2 separate regions of the Mus musculus genome follow, and region 1 is linked to region 2. A link is a contact called in ENCODE Hi-C or POLR2A ChIA-PET data. All regions are on one chromosome and are shown on one strand. Each heading gives the region's core, a stretch centred on a gene start or an enhancer-like site at or near the end of the contact. The rest is flanking DNA. Distances are from core to core; before and after follow the strand shown.

Evidence for each region. A loop is a pair of places that touch in the nucleus more often than their neighbours do. ChIA-PET counts read pairs that join two places held with the same protein, here RNA polymerase II (POLR2A).
Region 1: a map of left cerebral cortex shows a loop between it and region 2 (2.4-fold over the local background). The contact joins the promoter of Tapbpl here to the promoter of 4930417O13Rik in region 2. A Hi-C loop is called at or near these places in 12 of 37 maps with a recorded cell type or tissue (CH12.LX, CH12F3, T-helper 1 cell and 7 more). POLR2A ChIA-PET finds 5 or more read pairs at or near these places in 2 of 5 experiments (Patski and embryonic stem cell).

Annotation. Positions count from the first base shown.
Region 1 is chr6:125,230,519-125,233,218 of GRCm38, reverse strand. Tapbpl (TAP binding protein-like) reads left to right here and starts at 1,359. Exons shown (of 7, transcript NM_145391.2): 1 at 1,359-1,685; 2 at 2,422-2,664. The coding sequence starts at 1,622. It overlaps Cd27 (CD27 antigen), which reads left to right. Exons shown (of 6, transcript NM_001033126.2): 6 at 1-597. It overlaps E130112N10Rik (RIKEN cDNA E130112N10 gene), which reads right to left and starts at 1,950. Exons shown (of 2, transcript NR_015604.3): 1 at 1,865-1,950.
Region 2 is chr6:125,264,252-125,267,003 of GRCm38, reverse strand. It overlaps 4930417O13Rik (RIKEN cDNA 4930417O13 gene), which reads right to left and starts at 1,479. Exons shown (of 4, transcript NR_015527.1): 1 at 935-1,479; 2 at 478-604.

The sequences.
Region 1 (2,700 bases), core at 110-2,609, 34 kb after region 2:
CCTGTGAATACTCAACAAACTGCCCTTCTGAGACCAACAGGGACAAGAGCAGGATCCCAGTGTGTGGCCCAGCAAGCTGGGGAGACTCAGGCTCTAGCTATAAAGCACACTTACTCTAAGTGAAACCGTCCAGCTGACAAAACTACATGCCAGGGGTGGAAATGGCTCACCAAGGGCTCCAGAGGGGGCTTGGCAGTGAGGAGCACGAAGTGTTCCTCCAGAGGACCAGAGTTTGATTCCCAGCACTGTCAAATGGATCGAAACCAGCTGTAACTCTACTTTCAGAGGGTCTGACACCTTTGACCTCCTCTGGCATCTACAAACACAGGACGGACACACACACACACACACACACACACACACACACACACACGATTAAAAATAATAATTTTTTTTAAAAAAATGGAATGAGCCACCGGCAGGTGCCCTGGTACCAGAAGGACTGACTGCCGTGAGAGACACTATCTACAGACACACAGACTTCCTGGCCTTGGTTCTGTCTTCTCTGTAAGTTGTGACAGTGCTGTGGGAAAGCTGAGGCTGAGACTTTCTCTCAGTTGAGCTAAAACTATAAATAAATTCATTTGTCTACTTCTATACACATTGTCCCTTCTCTCTGTGCAGGCAAACACTGGAACCCGGAGCCAAGCCTTACGGCCCAGGGACTCTAGTAACAAGCCAGCTATGGACACTCTCCATGTGCTATTCCCCTTCCTACAGAATGAGGGTAGGGGAACAAGAGGAGGAGGAGGAAGAAGAAAAAAAAGAAGGGACAGTGAACTAGGAAGAAGGATAGTGTAAATGCTAACTTCAAATACGCACACCTACAACTGAAACAAACAAACAAACAATCCCTCAGTGTGGCCCTGAGCTTGTAATTCAAGGGGTTAAGTGGTGTGACAAGGGCGGGGCTTGGAGTAGAGACAGCAGGAGATCACTGCTGTGCTTGTTGGCTACCAAACAATTCCAGGTTCAGAAAGAGACCCTGTCTCTGAAGAATAAGGTGGGGTAATAGAGCAAGACACCCAGTGCCCTCACCGAGCCTCCACACACAGGCAGGGCTGGGCATACTCACCCACACAAGTGTATACACCGCATATACACAAATACAAGTTAAAAGTGAGACTTCACATAGCTGTCCAGCCTCCTAAAATTCCAATCCTAGAACTAGGCCACACCCCATCTCGTCTGTTCGATCACAGATCTGAACAGGGAGTTGTCACCAGGGCAGACCCAAAGGATTTAACATGGACTGAAAGGAAGAAGGGTCCAGAGTACCGGGGAATCTATCTTCTGGCTCCACCCCCTCTCCAGCCCTCTCATAGTTGGGGCTGATGGGAAAGCTGATGTGGTGATACCAGGTTTTGAAATCACCTGGGGATTTCTTGGGTGCGGGGTGGACCTTAGGGAGAACAGAAAGCAGAGCTGGCTGCAGCCATTACTGGCCTCGGGCGGGCGGCCACAGAGGCAGTTGAAGTGAAAGTGAAAGAGAAACGATAAGAGAACGGAGACCACAGGTGCTAAGTGAGGGTGCTCACAGAACCCCCTCTTCAGCCAGAGATCACTAGCAGGGGAACTGTGGAGAAGGCAGCCAGCAAGGAAGAGCCTGAGAGTAGCCTCCATGGGCTTGGAGCCCAGCTGGTATCTGCTGCTCTGTTTGGCTGTCTCTGGGGCAGCAGGGACTGGTGAGTGCGGAGACCAGGCTGGGGCCTGGGGGACTGGGGGGGAGGAAGCGCCAAGCTAAAGGAGCCCCAGGAAGCCACCTTCTCAGAACAGCACCAGCTTGTCTGCTAAGCCCAGCAAATGAGTGCGGCACTCACAACATGCGGAACCAGTTTGGAGAGGGGTACGGCAGAGAACTCACAGAAAAGGGGGGCTTCCTCGATGGGAAGGCAGGGTGTTAGCATTCTGTGGGACAGCTCACTGCCCTGAGTTGAATCCTTAGAAGAGGAAGGGGCTCCCCAGGCTAAGAAATCATTGGGTTGGTGACTCCTGGTGGGCGTGGCTATGGCAGAAAGCAGAGGCCTCTGGGAAAGTTGGGTGATGAGAAAAAGGTTGTCAATGTCCCTAGGAACAGCAGTGTCTTGGCTCCTCTCCCCTGTGGCAGTATTTCTTATTCCTTTTTTTTTTTTTTTTTTTTAACCTGAGAATTCCTTTCCAGAAATTCCCTTGCATCCCACAGCTGAGACTCAGAAATACAAAGCATAAACCCCTCTGGCTTTGATCAGGACAGATCTAGGACTTGAAATAACTCACAGAGCCGCTGCCTGAGTAGCAGGTGCCTCAGCAGAAGCTGGGTTTATAGATGACACCAGGACAGCGGGGCTCAGAAGGCACCTTTACCTGCTGCTCAGCCCGGGGCTTGGTGAAGGGGTGGGAAGAGTGTGGAGGACGAGGGTGCTTGTTCCACTTTCCCTGCAGACCCTCCCACAGCGCCCACCACAGCAGAAAGACAGCGGCAGCCCACGGACATCATCTTAGACTGCTTCTTGGTGACAGAAGACAGGCACCGCGGGGCTTTTGCCAGCAGTGGGGACAGGGAGAGGGCCTTGCTTGTGCTGAAGCAGGTACCAGTGCTGGATGATGGCTCCCTGGAAGGCATCACAGATTTCCAGGGGAGCACTGAGACCAAACAGGATTCACCTGTTATCTTTGAGGCCTCAGGTAAAATCTCCCCATCCTAGGCTTCCTCCACAGGAA
Region 2 (2,752 bases), core at 230-2,729:
AGACCATTTTTCTCTACTCTCTAATCCCGAACTATACAAACAGCTGGGCGTGGTGGTGTGAATCTGTAGTCTCAGGGCTTGAGAGGAGGAGGAGGCAGGAGGACAAGGGTCTGGGCAGTAAGTACTAAGTCATTGGACTACACAGACAGCCCTTGTCTTAAAAAATAAAAAGGATCAGAGCTGGCAGGGGGTGGCTCACAACCATCCATAATGAGATCTGACGCCCTCTTCTGGTGCGTCTGAAGACAGCTACAGTGTACTTATGCATAATAATAAATAAATCTTTGGGCTGAAGCGAGCAGGGACTGAGCGAGCAGGATTGACCAGAGTGAGCAGAGGTCCTAAAAAAATTCAATGACCAACAACCACATAAAGGCTCACAACCATCTGTACAGCTATAGTGTACTCACATACATAAAATAAGTAAATCTTTAAAAAATAATAATAAAAAGGATCAGAAAACACACAGAAACTCACGTCATCTCTTATTCTAGTCCCTTGCCAGTCCACCACATCCTTCAGCATGGAAATGTGTTAGTCACGTCTCAGCCCCAGAAGTCTCCACACGGCCCGTCCTGAAGTTCGCACTTTCCCACTGGGAACCCTAGGAAGGGTGATATTCTGTTCCACCTGCCCGCCCCGTGCCTTGACCTCCCGGGTTCCTTTACTCTTTGCCTGGAACCCTGACTTCTCATGCTGCTCTCACGCCTGGCAGAGAAGGCAGGAGCTGGTGACTGAGTCGTTCCAGGACACATTTACCAGCCCTGCGTCCTGCGCAGCTCAGTACCTGACACCATTGCTCACATGCTCCCTAGGAGCATCAGCACCGATCCACCCACCCTCCCGGTTACAGCACAGACAGACTCATTCAAAGTCCTTGAGCAGCTCACCCCACTAACAACCAGAGAAGCAGAGGGCAAACAGACATTTATACCTCCAATGGTCCAGTATTTCTTCAGTTCTTTGCCATCTGACTGACTCTTGGATTTTTCCTTGGATTTTCACCTCAGCCTCCTCTGGCCCCGCCTTGCCTGTGTCTATCATTTACAAACCTCCCTAGGCAATAGGCTCATGAAAATGCCCATCCTGGTCTAACTTGTAGGTGAAAGAGAAGAATCAGTTATCCAGTTTTGACATGGGCAAAGCATGAATAAACAGCTCTCCAGTCAGTAAGTACAGGCAAAAGGCATGTGACAAAATGTGACGGTAGCCAGGCATGGTGTCACACACCTGAAGTGTCAGCACTTGGGCTATCCTCAGAGGTCAGCCTAGGCTACCTCAAAAACATTAGAAAAGAAAAAGAGAAAAGAAATATGACCACAGCCTGTGCCCACTAAAGGGGTCCCTGTTCCTTCAGAAGGGGCTAGCCCAAATCCTACAGGAGTGAAGGGTCAGGACATCGAGAGCTCTGTAGACCCAAACTTACACTTCTGCTCAAACTCTCCCAGGCCAGGGAGCCCTCAGAAGCGAAGGCAGTGTGGGAATAATTAGTCAGACACGCTTCCCTTTGTGTCACAGAATCTAACTCGCCATCTATGACTTCAGAGAAGTTACGTGACAACAGCAGCACACGGTGTCATAGCAACACACCTACACGTCCTGCTGCCACCTTCCTGCCCGCAGAGAAAACAGCTGCCTTCTTCAAAAGTCAACACAGCCAGGCACTGTGCCGCTCATCTGCCACCTCCAGCACTTGGGAGGGAGACACGTGGAGTCAGGCTGAGGCTAGCAGAAACTACAGGAGACCCTGTCTAAATAGAAAAATAAGTAACGTAAGCAGCGGGTAGCCTGACATCAGCTGGGTGAAGTGTCACAGTGTCACTTAGTGCTTAGGAGTAGAGACAGAATCAGGTGTTCACGGTCATTCTTAGCCACAAAATCAATTTGAGGCCATCCTGGAATACATGAGACACTGGTTTTTTTTAATTAATTAATCAACTAATTAATTAATTTAAAAAACAAAGGAACCAAGAGTGCATATCTTTAATCCCAGCACTGGGGAGGCAGAGGCAGGCAGTTCCCTGTGAGTTCAAAGTTAGCCTGGTTGACAAAGCAAGTTCACGGACAGGCAGAGCTCTCTTTCAGAGAAACCCTGTCTCAGAAACAAAACAAGAAAAAACTAGGGGAGGGGGGAATTCCACTTACCATAGCATCAGAAAGATTAAAACCTTACCAAGAAAGTCAACAAATAAATTGTAAGACTTCTACAATGAAAAGTCACAAAACATTGTTTAAAGGCATTTAGTACTAAATATATCAGAAGATTTGGTGTTCATGGGTTGGAAAACCTGATTGTGTTATTGTGATAATTCTGCCAACTCCCACCAGTGAGTCCAAGACAATGCCTATAAAAATTTCAATTGCCCCTTTTTGCAGAAATGAAACTGATCCTAAAAGTCATACGGCGATTCAAGAGGCACGGAATAGCCAAAATACTTTAGAGAGGCCAGAAAGATGGTTCAGCAATTAAAGACATTTGCCACCAAGCCTGGCTACCTGAACTGAATCCCTGGGACCTCCAACGGTGGCAGGAGAGCATCAACTTCTGTAAACTGACCTCTGACCTCCACATACGTGCCGCGACACACTCCCACCCACACCACACACAAAATGAGTGAACAAATTAGTGTAAAAACAAAACATTATTTCAGAAAAGATCAAAACCCACTAACTCATTCTTTCCAGTTTCCTTTCTCTTCTCTTCTGAGACAGGTCTCGCTATGTAGCGCAGGCTGAACTTTTACTTACAGTA